3 separate regions of the Homo sapiens genome follow, and regions 2 and 3 are each linked to region 1. A link is a contact called in ENCODE Hi-C or POLR2A ChIA-PET data. All regions are on one chromosome and are shown on one strand. The core of a region is the stretch at or near the end of the contact, and the rest is flanking DNA. Distances in the headings are between cores, read along the strand shown. Region 1 has its middle 130 kb from the start of XACT. Region 2 has its middle 41 kb from the start of DANT2. Region 3 holds the start of ALG13 (ALG13 UDP-N-acetylglucosaminyltransferase subunit).

Region 1 (4,559 bases), core at 1,006-3,505:
ACTCCATTTCTGGCTCATTGTCTGATTGCAAGCAAATCACTTAATCTTTCAGCAGATCAGTTCCTCTGTGTATAGAACCAGGATGATATGGTTACCTCCTGCCCAACTTGGATGGATGGTATAAGGATTAATGGAGTGAACCATTGAAAAGAAGTTGTAATCCCTAAGGGAGGGGAATCCTAGAAGTAGAATCCATTGTCCTCATTATTATGTTTCAGTTTTGTTGCAGAATAAGCCAGCATCCACATTTTTACAACCAGAAATCTTAGCACACAGGTGGGAACTGTAATTATTTAAAAATTGCAAGTGTTGAAACGTAGTTTAGCTATTTTTTCCATGGAATCACAAAATTGTAGTTCCAAAAATTGTCTCCACACATATGTGCCTCTTTTATAGAGTTCCTAAATGTGTTCATGAACTGTGTTTTTGAAGATGTTTCTCTCCAATTTGTTGAAATGATGGAGAGGCTATTTTACAATTACGTTATGTTGTCAGGCCTTAGTGTTAAGTGAATCAATACTGACATCGATCTTTTTTCTCTAAGACAGGAAGAGACATTATGTGCAACTAAAGTTAGGTAGAAATTCTGAGTCTAAGCTATTGGTGTTACTTTGGCATAATGTGAAAATCAAATAAAATCCTTGATATTTGTGATAGGTGCCCTCCTAGGGAAAGAGAGGAAAGCTGTTTGGGGTTTTCATGTCTGTTTATAAATTGGAGTAGTGAAATAGACCAAAAGAAAAAAAAAAATCTTGGTTGGTTCATGGATCTAGAAGAGCAGATTTGGAATTTGTGAAAAGATGTTTTAATTGTGGGACTTTTAATAATAGATTCATTCATTCCAAAATATTTATTTAGTACTTACTGTGTGTCATCATCTATGAATTTTAAATAGCACCATTGCTATTTCAGCACCTAATACCACTTTGTTGGGATTATTCAATGATTGTCAAGTTAATTTAAATTGGTAATGAACAAAAACAGGTTGTGCAACAGAAGATATCTTGCTTAATTTTCTTGTTTTAGGACGTTCATTCTGTTTAGAAACAGAAGAAAGGAGGCCGATGGTATGAAATGTTAAAAATGCAATTAAATGCCAGGCGCGGGGGCTCACGCCTGTAATCCCAGCACTTTGGGAGGCCGAGGTGGGCGGATCACGAGGTCAGGAGATGGAGACCATCCTGCCTAACACGGTGAAACCCCGTCTCTACTAAAAATACAAAAAATTAGCCAGGCATGGTGGCGGGCACCTGTAGTCCCAGCTACTCAGGAGGCTGAGGCAGGAGAATGGTGTGAACCCAGGAGGTGGAGCTTGCAGTGAGCCGAGATAGTGCCACTGCACTCCATCCTGGGGACAGAGAGAGACTCCGTCTCAAAAAAAAAAAAAAAAAAAAGCAATTAAATGACATTAGAAAATACTATGTTGGCACATGCAAATCATAGAGACTATTTCATGTTATATATAAGGCATGTTTGTATTGCCAGGGCACAATATCTCTGTCAAGAAATTCCAGGCAAAACCAAAGTCAATTAAGCATACCTCCAAACTTCGGAATTTACTGCCATCCTGTTGCCAATTTTTCATGTTATTTTGTTCATAGAATATTGGCTACAAAATATTTTGAGACATAACCTTTAAAATATTTGTTCTTCTCAATTAATATTATTGAACACATTAGAGAGCTTTTTGACAAATAAATAAGTAATACAACAAAGAGATGGTATTTACAATACATTTTGGGTACTTTTCAATGGTTTCCATGGCAATAGCATCATTGCCCTCAGTCTAATCACTGAGTTATTATGTTTGTCTTCAGATCTTTTCTTTATTCTCAAGTTGGCAGCTCTGACTTAGAGCAAGTGCACTTTTTACTTGTCATTAAGCACACTGTAATAATTATCAGTCTGGTTTATTGTTGGATAGTTCCACCTACCTTTATGTAACTTTGTGAGTGAAAGATAAGAAAGAAACAGGAAGTTGAGTGACCAGATTTCCTCTGGGTAATTACAATATCTCTCTGTGTGTGACTTAGAAAACACATTTAAAAATATTTTCCCAAAGAATTTTCCTTTTGCAGGTAGTCGGGGGTGGGTTCTAGTTTCTTCTTACCTAGGGATAGGCCTAGCAGAAGATGGCTGTGCACTTTTTCATTTTGCCAAATTCATCTTGGCCAAATGTTTTCTTTCCTGTAGCTATTTTGTAGTTTGAATTGCCTTCATCTATAATTAGCTTTCTCATATCCTGTTTCTCTAATCAGGTTCTTTATGGGTCCTGAAACACAGCTGGTATCCCCTGAGGGCTGATAGAGGCAGTGAGAGAATTAAAAAGTTACAAAGGGAATAATGGGATAAATACAACTTTCTGACTGTATTAAGTACTATTGGATTTATAAATCATGGATCACTATTTCTCTCATAAGAACAAGTATAGGAAGGTAGTGTACAGGTGTTTCCTTGAATGTTCTTATGTAAGAATTTCTTGTGGAATTTTAGTGATGTCCTTATTACACAACTTTATTATAACCTAATGAATTCTTTTGACATTTTTTCCCTTTTATTCCACCATTATTTTGAGCTCTTCTTACAGGTCACGGCTTTTCTACTAGTACTGGCTTTGTAATGGAAACATGGAGTTCACTGGGTGGCTCAGTAGTGGAGTTTGAAATAGAATAAAAAGAAAATTAGTTTAGATTTAGCAATGTGTGAACCTGGTATGTAAATCTTGAGTATCTGGACACTCACCTGTGTTAACTTATTTTGGTAAGGAAAGCCTAGGTCGGCTGCTGATACCAAATCTGAGTTCAGATAAATAGAACATAGACATTAATAAATAAAAAGAAATAGAAAAATAAACAAGCTCAGTGTTACATAGAAGTAAAATATGCTGTGATTTAAAGGATACTAGGAATGTGTCCCTGACTCCAAATGTCTTTTTGTACCATTTTAGTTGCTCCAATAATATTTATTAGCAATGATTAGGTTTTATCATTACTTGTCCAGTAATTCTCTTTAGCTAAAAATTTCCTTTGAACAGCACATCAGTGATTTTTTGGAATGGATGAGTTTATCAGACTATTTATTATCACAGATGTAGCTGAGGGAACATGAGGATACTGAATGGCTAGAGACAAAAAGGATGTTTTTAGCAGGAGAAAAGGAGTGTCTATGGTACAATACCTATTTTGCACGTTCGCTTGACACACACTCTTTAACCTTCAACTTTCTTCCCAAAGCTTATACTGTAGTACTTGTTCAGAGCTTTATGAGTATTTCTAAGATGATTATAGGCCAAATAAGAGACAATGTGGAAGTCTGGAAATTCTGCATACCTTGAACAGTTATGAATTTGTTCATTTTTATTCTAGATTTACATGAAGAATTCATAGGAGTGTGTAACTTGGTGATGCCTTCAGTGAAGTTGCTGATTGTCGTATTTGCCTCTTATGTCCCAATGGTCAAAACAAATGTATAACATGCCTATTCTAAAGGATTCAACAGGTGTTTTATTGGTTCTGATAGCTGGAGTCCACCTGGTGCAGCAAACAAACCCCAAATTCCAATTTCTGTTTCCATATTTTTGACATTCATTTAATGCTTAACAAGACAAACTTTTACTCCTTTATATCCAAAAAACTGAGACATGATGGCTTAACACCATTATTTCACATTCCAGAGTATAAACCCCTTAGCTTTCCATTTGCTTTCATAATTAAATCAGAATAGCACATCACTTATATAAGGTAGTCTTTCAAATATCAATGACAGCTTTTTAAGACTGTAATGTCTTCAGAAGTGAACTTTTATAAGGAAACATCTGCCAATATTTTAGCCAAGTCTCAGCTATAATCTTGATCAATCAGATCTGTTGAAGTATGATAAGTACCTAAGTGTATCAGAGGGTAAGTGGACATTTCAGCAAAGTTTTGATTGGTCAATAATGTATTCAGGAACTTAAGAAGATTTTAAGATTCATTAAATCTTCAAAATGGTCCTTTCAAACAGACAGAGTATACTTTCTGAGATGGGCATGAATTAACAGATACACAGAATTAACCTTTTATGAAGAAAATTTCTCTAGGTATATATATTGAATAATTTATTTTTGGTAGTAATTATGCAACTAATGAATTATTCTTTGCAATCACAAATGCTAAAACTAGTAAGAAGCAAATGAATAACTTATAGGCCATTGAACCTAGTCTTCAAGGCTCAAAGAGGATCTACCCATAAAAAAGACAATGGGAGCTTTAGTGCTACATGTTCCAGAAATTTAGGAAGTATGAGGTTCTGTGGATGCAACAATCATCTCAATGTAAATGTTTTAACACCTTGATCTCATCTTACCGTGTGAAATGATGAAGTTACTACAGAAAAAGAAAGATACTTACAACCTCTACTTGGACTAATTCAAACCAGTGTGAACACTTTAGAGGATGCTTCTATTTGTCCCAAATAGGGAGAGATTGGAATTTAGAAATCTTATTAAGGGTTTCACTAAATTCACAAAGTGGAGAGGGATAAAGTTTAATGTATTAATTAGGGCTAGATCAAGAAATCAG
Region 2 (4,559 bases), core at 917-3,416, 2.3 Mb before region 1:
TCTCAAAGAGGAAATTTTGGGGCAGGCGGGGGAGTATTTGCCACAGAATGAAATTGTAAGCCAGACTGGGTGTGGGGAGGGGAGGTGACAGAAGGGTTATAAGGTGGAGAAGTGGAGGCTGAGGAAGAATTGGGACTTGATTCAGCCTGCCAAGGAGTGGCCTGAGGAAGGGGAGAGAGGTCAGGGGGGTCCGCAAAAAAAGGAGAATTCAAAAGACTCAGTGGCACTTGGGGTTGGGACTGAAGGGACAGGCAGGAGGGAAAGAAGGAAGATTTGGGATGAGTTGCATTGGGAACAGAAATTAGGGAGGGGACAAAGTGTAAAACATGCCTGGACATAGGGCACCTCAGACCATTTGCCCATTTTATGAAAAAAATTATCTAGATATTGTAGGATGGAAAAATCAACAGTGCCATTTTCTGGCCATTTACAGCCATTATCAAGTTTGTATTGGAGCCAAGCGGTGTTGCAGAAGAAAATAAGATGCTAGGTTTTAGGTCAGGTGAGGGTTGAAGAGGTTTTAAGTTTTTAAGAACACAGGTTAAGGGGGAAGAAGGAGGAATGGAGGGCAGAAGGTTGCCCATAGTAAAAAAAAGGGAAATTTAGAGAAAAGAGGAGTAAAAAGGGGGGGGTAGTACTTGCCACCAAGGTGGAGGATCAAGGCAGGTGTCCCCATGGTGATCGAACACCTCTGGAATGCGGGTGAATAATCAGGCAGGTGTCCCCGCGGTGATTAGACACCAAGGGAAGACTGTCTTCCTGAGTCCATGACCAGTGCCACCAGCATTTTGGATCCATGGAAAAAACACGTTTCTGCTATCTCTACCAGAAAGGAAAAGGAAATGAAAGGAATGGAGGGATTGAAGGGTGGTGCTGAAATTGAAAGAAGAAAGAGGTTGAGAGATAGTGAGAGAGGTTGGAGAACAGAATAAAAAAAGACTGCTTACCCAATTTAAAATTGGTGAGGTGTTTCTTGGGCTGGTCTGAGAACCTGACGTCATAGGTGGATTTTCTCACAGAGCAAAGAGCAGGAAGACAGGGGATTGATCTCCCGAGGGAGGTCCCCTGATCCAAGTCACGGCACCAAATGTAGCAGGAGGACAGGGGATTGATCTCCCAAGGGAGGTCCCCCGATCTGAGTCATGGCACCAAATGTCAAGCACATCTATGTGAAGAGACCAACAGACAGGCTTTGTGTGGGCAATAACACTGTTTATTCACTTGGGTGCAAGTGGGCTGAGTCCGAAAAGAGAGTCAGTGAAGGGAGATGGGGAAGGGGTTGCTTTACAGGAGTTGGGTAGGTAATGGAAAATTACAGTAAAAGGTGGTTATCTATTGTTAGCAGAGGAGGGGGTCACAAGGTACATGGTGGGGAGATCATAAGACTCATTGTCCAAAAGAAGAATGTTGCAAAGTTGATTGATCAGCTAAGGTAGGGCAGGGACAAGTCACAATGGTAAAATGTAATTTTGGTTAATCAGTTAAGGCAGGAACTGACTGATTTACTTCTTTGTGGTTTTTTGGCTGCTCCAGACTTCTTGGCCCCTGCAGGCCACCTGGATGTGTATGTGCAGGTCACAGAAGTTATAATGGCTGAGCTTCAGCTCAGAGGGCTGACACCTGTACTTCAGTTAAAGAGTTTAGTTTCAGAGTTTTGACCACATAATGTCTAATAAGGAAAACTGTGAAGAAGCACAGTTAAACAGAAGTCATGGATTTTTCAGCTTCTATTGTTTCAGGTGCCACAGAAAATCAGCAGATCCATGACACACCACAGGCAGTAAGGCAGTTTGTGTTAGGCAGGCAGCTGGAGACAGACAACAGGACCCAGAGCCAGAGACAGGAATAGGTAGACAGCAGCTCACCAGAAGAGCCAGAGGCATTTTAGAAGCAAGTGTGAGCATGATGGGGAGAAACAGGGCATCATGACAAAATAGGCAAATTGGAAGCCTTGCAGGGTCAACCAAATGGTCTGTTTTTCAGAAACCTAAAAGAGGAAAGGGTGGGTAGACGCTGGAGAGTGAGGGGATAGTGGTAGAGACTGAAAACCAAAAGCAGAACAGGAACAAATTAAAAACGGAGAATGCAGTTGCATTGCGTCAGAATCAAGTGGACTTTGGCAGCTAAGGCAGCTCGCTGCTCCAGCTTCAGCTGTTCTTCCCCTCCTGCCACGTGAATCGGGCCTGGGGGCTTACAGCATTGGCCATGGAAACAGCTGGCTAAGTGCAGAGTTTTGAGAGGTCGGGGCGGGGCTGAAAACAGTTCCTGCAAAGAGAGTATGTTTTGCTTCTAAAGGAAATGAGAAATGTGTTAAAGGAGGTATTTGAATATGAATGAGTTATTTGAGTATTTAAATACCCAAAAGAAAAGTCTCTCAATAGCAAAAATGCCTAAGCATAAAAAGATTTAACAGAAATCAAGTACACACTTCAGCAAATGAGTTAATAAACCATATAGCTAAACATGCATGATATTTTCAATTTTTGCCTCAGTCTAGAAGCCTCCCAATCATCTCCCACTCTTTTTAAAAGGCAGAGAGCTGTTTAACAACCCTTCAGTGTTCCAGGCAGCAAACAGGCTCTCAACTATTAATGGCAAAGCTGCCAGAAGCCAGACATACCTGGGAACAGATGAAAGGTTTTGTTTGTTCACCTTCAACATTAAACTAGTTCCCACTCAGGACCTCTGAGCACATTACTGGAAATTTTTAAGACACAGTTACTGGTGTGAAGAGGTTTCTGAAAACATACAAAGCACACATTCAACAAGAAAGCCCACCTGAAAATCCTGCGAGGGCAAAACTGAATTGAAACATTACAGCATGCCTGTTCTTTTTCAAAGACCAACGAAAGTTCAAAGATTCAGAAACTTTCTTGAAAATTATAGAAACATTATGGCAAATAAGGTTTCACCTTGTGTGCCAAATACAACTGATTTTTACTTGCCTCTGGAAGCTCTGCATATCTGATCAAATTAGTGATGTCTGCCATAGCCTAGAGAAGAAAGAGTGAAGATACCATTGTATAAGTCTTTCCTGCTTTGTGTCTCAGGCCATTTGGGCATACTACTTTTTATCCTAGAGGTTGCAAACTGGCACCTCATGAACTGCATTCACACTTAAGAGATGCTTTGTTTGGTCATCACAGTATTTTTTAAAATTAATTACCAATATTTCACAATGAAAAATTTCACATTTTTAAAAGGCATTTGCCATTTATCTTCAAAATGTAGATTTCTAGCAATTTTAGGCTCATCTTTCCAAATAGTAACTGTCTTCTGAAGCTTAGTGGTGGTTGCCTCCTTTAGGTGGGGTATCTTCTCTTAAATTTGGCTTCTTTCCCTCACCTGTAGGCCTCTGTAGGATTTGCATTTGTGAACCCCTGCTCTATTCCTCCTTGTTACTGTTACCCAAACAGTACATTGTTACTGTTACTTCCTGCTCCTCTACATTAATAAGGACATTAATAAGGAGGTTCACTGTTTTTCTACATCAATTCTGTCATTAACCAGAATGACTTTAACTCCTTGGCCTCACAGTTGCTGGATATGCTCAGCTTCAATAATGTCTCACCACCATTTTGGCAACCCACTCTTCAGCAACAAAAATGTTCTGTCTTCAAAATTGTAAATTCCACTATCCTAGTTTTATGTTTTTGTTTTGTTTTTTCATATTAATACAGCTGTCTCTACCTTTATTGACAATAAATCTACTATTACTTCTCAACACAGTGTTTAGTCTCTTTTCCTTTTCCATACTTTCTGAATTTATCAGTGCTTTTCGGGGTCTACTTTGTTCTTATGGCTCATTATGTGCTTTCTCCCTTGAAATGATTTTTATTTATTTTGTTCCTTTGTCCTTCCTTCACACCTGCTCACCAAACCTCATCCCTGGATCAATCCAATCATTCAGCTTCTCCAGGGTGATGGACACTGCTGGTGAAGATTACACTACAAATTCATCAACTCTAGTTTCACTGAGCCTGACGTCCATAAATATCACCCTCTCCTATTCCTCCAGTGGTTACTTCAAAGAATTATCACTTTCTTCAAACAATATAATGCACCTTTTCTTGCCTCACTTTCAGAGGCAACGTTCCTTTCTAATCTATGAAAAACATCAAGGCCATCAGATGAGAGAAGTTCCTCAGCTTGCTCCTTCACCACTAACAAACTTACTTAAATTTCCATGCGTTCTTGCTTAATCTTTTGGTGGGACAAATGTCCCTCCTCCATACAAGACTAAGTCTTCCCACCTAAGCACACTTGATATTGCCCAGCCCATCCTCCTAACCCTGAGCCTTGAATTTGTTTCATTACCCGTATCCCATCTCTTATATCTCCAATATTTTTCTGTGCTTACTTACTCTGTCCTCTCAAAATATGAACATGCTCAAGTCTCTTCCATAGAAAATCAATCTTCCCTCAACCTCAGGTACTGGCTACAATCTTATTTACTGCCACTCTCACTGACAAATTTCTTGAAGAGCAGTCTACACTCCCCCTGTCCACTTCCCTGCATTCCAGTGACTCCTCTATCTATTGATTAGTAACTTATATCA
Region 3 (4,559 bases), core at 1-2,500, 2.1 Mb after region 1:
TGCATGGCACACGTTTACCTTTGTAACAAGCCCGCACATCCTGCACATGTACCCCCAGAATACCCCAGAACTTAAAAAAAATTAAAATTAAAAGACCCAACCCTGAGATTCTTAGGCACCTTTACCTGCGTGACTAATAACAAGATCTGCTTTCTGAATGTCTTCTTTCAAGGAATCCTTGTACCTGTAAACATCCAGAGTAAACGACTCAGTACTGAAGGGTTCAGGTACCACCGTTCCTCTACCAATTTGCAGGATAAGTCGGTTGTAACCAAGGCTCTCGATTTTCTGAAAGAGGAAATCAGAATGTGAGGGCCTTTTAAACTGGCTATGTAAAACAGAGCAGGAACCACCACCACTACTAAAGTTTGACGTTAACATCGGAGCACGGCCGCCAAAAAGCCTATCTGTGGCCGATTTCACTTAGTTTTCAAAACTATTTTCTGGTCCGGGGCCCGACGAGGAACCTCCCAAGCACTCATGAATCTAAGCGACCCAGCTCGCAGAGTCCCGCGAAAGCCACAGCAGGAAAAGACTTTGGAAAAGGAGTCGCAAACTCGGGGGGAACCCAGGCACTACCCGTTCTGCCTCACTTGATCAACTGCGAGAACCGGGAGCCCTGAGGGGACGACGCGCGCTGAGGAGAGGAACCGCGCGGGCTCCGGCCAAGTGCTGAGGGGAAGGAGCCGGGCTCTGAGGCGAGCTCGGCTGGCTCAGACGCCGGCGCCGACGTGCGGTCCACAGGGGGGCCTGAGGAAAAACTGCCGAGCCCGGTGGAAAACCCGAGCTCGGAGGGGCGGAGCCGTTGGAAGGAGGGGCGGAGGACGCGGAGGCGGAGAATAGAGCGCGGGGGCAGACCGGAAAAGGAGCTGAAGAAATGAGGGAGAGGAGCGGCCGGAATAATGGGAAGAGGAAACAGGCAACCCCGAGTGGCCGGGTAGCCGGAGAAGGGCCCCGCCGGGCGTGGGCAGAAGCCAGCTAAGGGGCAGCGGCACCTGTGGTAGAGTTGCGGGGGTTTCTTTCCGAGCGCGACGGTCAGGCAAGGCTAACGCGGCTGGCAGTATGGCCGGAGATGGCGGGTGGCGAGCCAAGCCGCCGCCTGCTCGCCTCCCTCACTCACTTGCAGACTGTCGGGCGCCGACACACACGCAATGAGGTCGTCAAAGCTGGTGGTCCCTACGGTAACAAACACGCACTTCATGGCGCGGGTTCCTCAAGCCCTGATCGCAAGGGCCGGATATGACGCAACTGAGGCCACGCACGTTGCAGTGACTGCCTTCTGTGAGGGAGGCGGAAATCCGTAATGGCCGCCAGGGGGCGGCGGGGCCCCGGGCTGTGTCACCGGTTGGGTGGGGCAAAAGACTATTGGTGGCCTAGGTACCAGCCACTGTTCTAAGCCCTTTATGTGTAGGAGCCAGCTCTTGAGACCCCTCACTATAAGGGAATGGGGAATTGCCAAATGTAATTAACTTTTTCAAAACTGATGGGTAAAAAAAAAAAACATCATACCCTAAGCATTGAGTTGGTGTCGTTGCGTGGGTACCACAATCTTTTAATGACAGACAAGTTTGAGATTTTTTTGTTTGCTGCCAGGTTTTGTCAAGATACATTTGAGAGATGGTTTTACTTCGAGTTGGCTAAGGGGATATGAAAAATAAAAGTGCCTTACCAGGCACAGTGGCTGTAATCCCAAGCTACTGGGAAGAATCACTTGAGCCCAGGAGTTAAGACTAGCCTGGGCAACATAGCAAAACCCTTGTCTCTAAAAATATTATTTTTTAGGCCAGGTGCCATCGCTCAAGTATGTAATCCCAGCACTTTGGGAGGCCAAGGCAGGTATATTATTGAGGTCAGAAGTTCCAGACCAGCCTGGGCAACATGGTGAAATCCTGTCTCTCCTAAAAATACAAAAATTAGCCGGGCGTGGTGGCAGGCTCCTGTAATCCCAGCTACTCAGGAGGGTGAGGCACGACAATTGCTTGAGCCCAGGAGACAGAGGTTTCAGTGAGCCCAAGATCCTGCCATTGCACTCCAGCCTGGGTGACACAGAATGAGACCCTGTCTCAAACAAACAAAAAAAATTTAATTAGCCGGGGGTGGGAGCACCCACCTGTGTTCCTAGCTAGTCAGAAGGCTGAGGCTGCAGTGAGCCATGATCACACCACTGCACTGCAGCCTGGACGACAGTGAGACCCCGTCTCGAAAAAATAAAAAAACTAAAAATAAAAGGCATCTTATAAGGTATGGGGTCTTGCTCTGTTGCCCAGGCTTGATTCTAACTCCTGGGCTCAAGCAGTCCTCCTGTGGCAGGCCACGTCTCACTAACGGAGGCCTCCATAACAACTGTTTCAGTACTGAGTGGTGAAGTTAATATTAAAAGCTAAAAAAAGCCAGTGCCCTTATACAAAGGCTGGAATGTAACTAAAGCCCACCAAGAGTTTTGCCTAGGCCTTTCCTGGGCCCTAAAGCATGACAAAATAACAAAGGAAGTCTTAACATTACCCATTTAGGATTAAACAAGTTTTATTGTGGGTCTGAAGAAACTCCCCAGGCCTCCACAAACAAGTTTGTTGGGAGTCCGAAGGAACTCCCCAAACCTCTGTGATTTAGCAGGAGACAAGATAAGGGTAATCACGCCAGCACCTGGACTCATTTAGATTTTTTTTTTTTTTTTTTGAGACGGAGTCTCGCTCTGTCACCCAGGCTGGAGTGCAGTGACACAATCTCGGCTCACTGCAAGCTCTGCCTTCCGGGTTCACGCCATTCTCCTGCCTCAGCCTCTCAAGTAGCTGGGAATACAGGCACCCACCACCACGCCCGGCTAATTTGTTGTATTTTTAGTAGCGACGGGGTTTCACCATGTTAGCCAGGATGGTCTCGAACTCCTGACCTCATGATCCACCCACCTTGGCCTCCCAAAGTGCTGGGATTACAGGCGTGAGCCACCGCACCTTGCCGGACCCATTTAGATTAAGTAAATTTACTGAGGCTCCAGAGGAAGATCTTCAAGATTCAGACCTTATTTATAGATTAAAAGAAGTTAATCACTTATGTCTTTAGATGAATGCACACTTACATGTAGACATATAGCTTAGAAGGTATATAAGCTCTGGAAAACATCGTGATTTTGAGTTGGTTTCGTGATAATATCCAGGCCTTTTCCCTGTAAACAGTTACAGAAATAAAAACTCTCTTCCTCCACAGTTTATCTGCATCTTGTTATTAGGTCACGAGAAATAGCAGCCCCACCCTCAGTTTGGTCCGAGAGCACTCCCGCCTCCGCCTCCACCTCCCAAGTAGCTGGGACTACAGGTGCATCAAAAGTGGCTTTTAGAAAATCACTCTAACTGGCTGGGCACGGTGGCTCACGCCTGCAATCACAGCACTTTGGGAGGCCGAGGTGGGTGGATCACAAGGTCAGGAGCTTGAGGCCAGCCTGGCCAGCATGGTGAAACCCCATCTCTACTAAAAATACAAAAATTAGCCAGGCACGGTGGCGGGCACCTGTAATCCCAGCTACTTGGGAGGCTGAGGCAGGAGAATCACTTGTACCTGGGAGGCGGAGGTTGCAGTGAGCTGAGATTGTGTCACTGCACTCTAGCCTGGGCAACAGAGCAAGATTCTGTCTCAAAAAAAAAAAAAATCGCTCCAACTTGGGCTCTTCTACCAACTGTGGTTCTCAGAAAACCAGGGCCCTCTAGGGTCCCCTGGAAGCTGCAAACAGTTAACCTCCATTAGCAAGCATGACTTGTAAAATAGAGGTGATAAAGCCTGAAGCATTGATCTACAATCTATTGAATTATTCCAGTGAACCATTTAAATATAACATTACACATTAGGACGATAAAGTACCACAGATAAATTACACTTAGGCAGGCACATATAGGAGAGGTTATTTCTCAAAACTCTCCTTTTTTCTCCTACCACCATCATAACCATTGTTAAGATAATTGCTCACTCTATCTCCTTCTAATGTTTTGTGTATTCCCTATTTAAAATATCACCTTAGCTCATATTTGTGCTTTGCCCTGCCTGGATATATACAGAAGAGAGGCTGTGAGAAGAAATTATTTTAAGGAGGAAAAGGATTGGAGGTAAATTGGGCCTAGAACATAGCCTGAGAAGACCCTTGGGCCTATTTCTACAGGATGTTTCCTTTAAATCTTGTAGCTTAGGCAGTTGTCCTTTTGAAGAGTAGCATGCACAATGGCAGGAAAACTCACCAGCTGCCTTTCTGAAAGTGACATCCAACAGAGACTTCTGGTTGGGACTTGGAAACTACCCAATCAGGACTCAGCTGTTTTCAACTAATGGGGACTACTTTTGAGTTGTTTATTTGCATACACAAACTTGATTAAGGGCTGGGAGGAGAACTTTCCCTATTTAAGCCAGACCCACTCTTTGTTCTTCGGAGCACTTAGTTTACATTGGAGGCTGTGTTCCCCCATCTGCAGATCTCGGGCTCTTAGGCTGAGGTCTCCGAGACTTTGTTTTCTCCAGGGAGCATGTTCACTTGCCTCTATGGGCCCTGTGGGGTACACTCACACTTCGTGGAGTAC

The links. A loop is a pair of places that touch in the nucleus more often than their neighbours do. ChIA-PET counts read pairs that join two places held with the same protein, here RNA polymerase II (POLR2A). Pooled maps may share reads with other maps.
Region 2: a map with no recorded cell type shows a loop between it and region 1 (11-fold over the local background). The contact joins two enhancer-like sites. A Hi-C loop is called at or near these places in 2 of 37 single-sample maps with no recorded cell type and 1 of 50 pooled maps.
Region 3: a pooled map shows a loop between it and region 1 (9-fold over the local background). The contact joins the promoter of ALG13 here to the enhancer-like site in region 1. A Hi-C loop is called at or near these places in 3 of 37 single-sample maps with no recorded cell type and 4 of 50 pooled maps. POLR2A ChIA-PET finds 5 or more read pairs at or near these places in 1 of 52 experiments (activated T-cell).

Annotation. Positions count from the first base shown.
Region 1 is chrX:113,745,172-113,749,730 of GRCh38, reverse strand. No RefSeq gene overlaps it. Among named protein-coding and RNA genes, the nearest start is that of XACT, 130 kb to the right of the region's middle. Within about 2 kb of position 2,255, at least 2 of the 41 ENCODE cell types and tissues checked have a DNase peak (open chromatin) inside an H3K27ac peak, as active enhancers do.
Region 2 is chrX:116,007,583-116,012,141 of GRCh38, reverse strand. No RefSeq gene overlaps it. Among named protein-coding and RNA genes, the nearest start is that of DANT2, 41 kb to the right of the region's middle. RefSeq lists an enhancer at 1,818-1,907. Within about 2 kb of position 2,166, at least 6 of the 41 ENCODE cell types and tissues checked have a DNase peak (open chromatin) inside an H3K27ac peak, as active enhancers do.
Region 3 is chrX:111,677,861-111,682,419 of GRCh38, reverse strand. ALG13 (ALG13 UDP-N-acetylglucosaminyltransferase subunit) reads right to left here and starts at 1,250. Exons shown (of 27, transcript NM_001099922.3): 1 at 1,121-1,250; 2 at 126-288. The coding sequence starts at 1,201. RefSeq lists enhancers at 794-853, 874-923, 994-1,183, 863-1,582.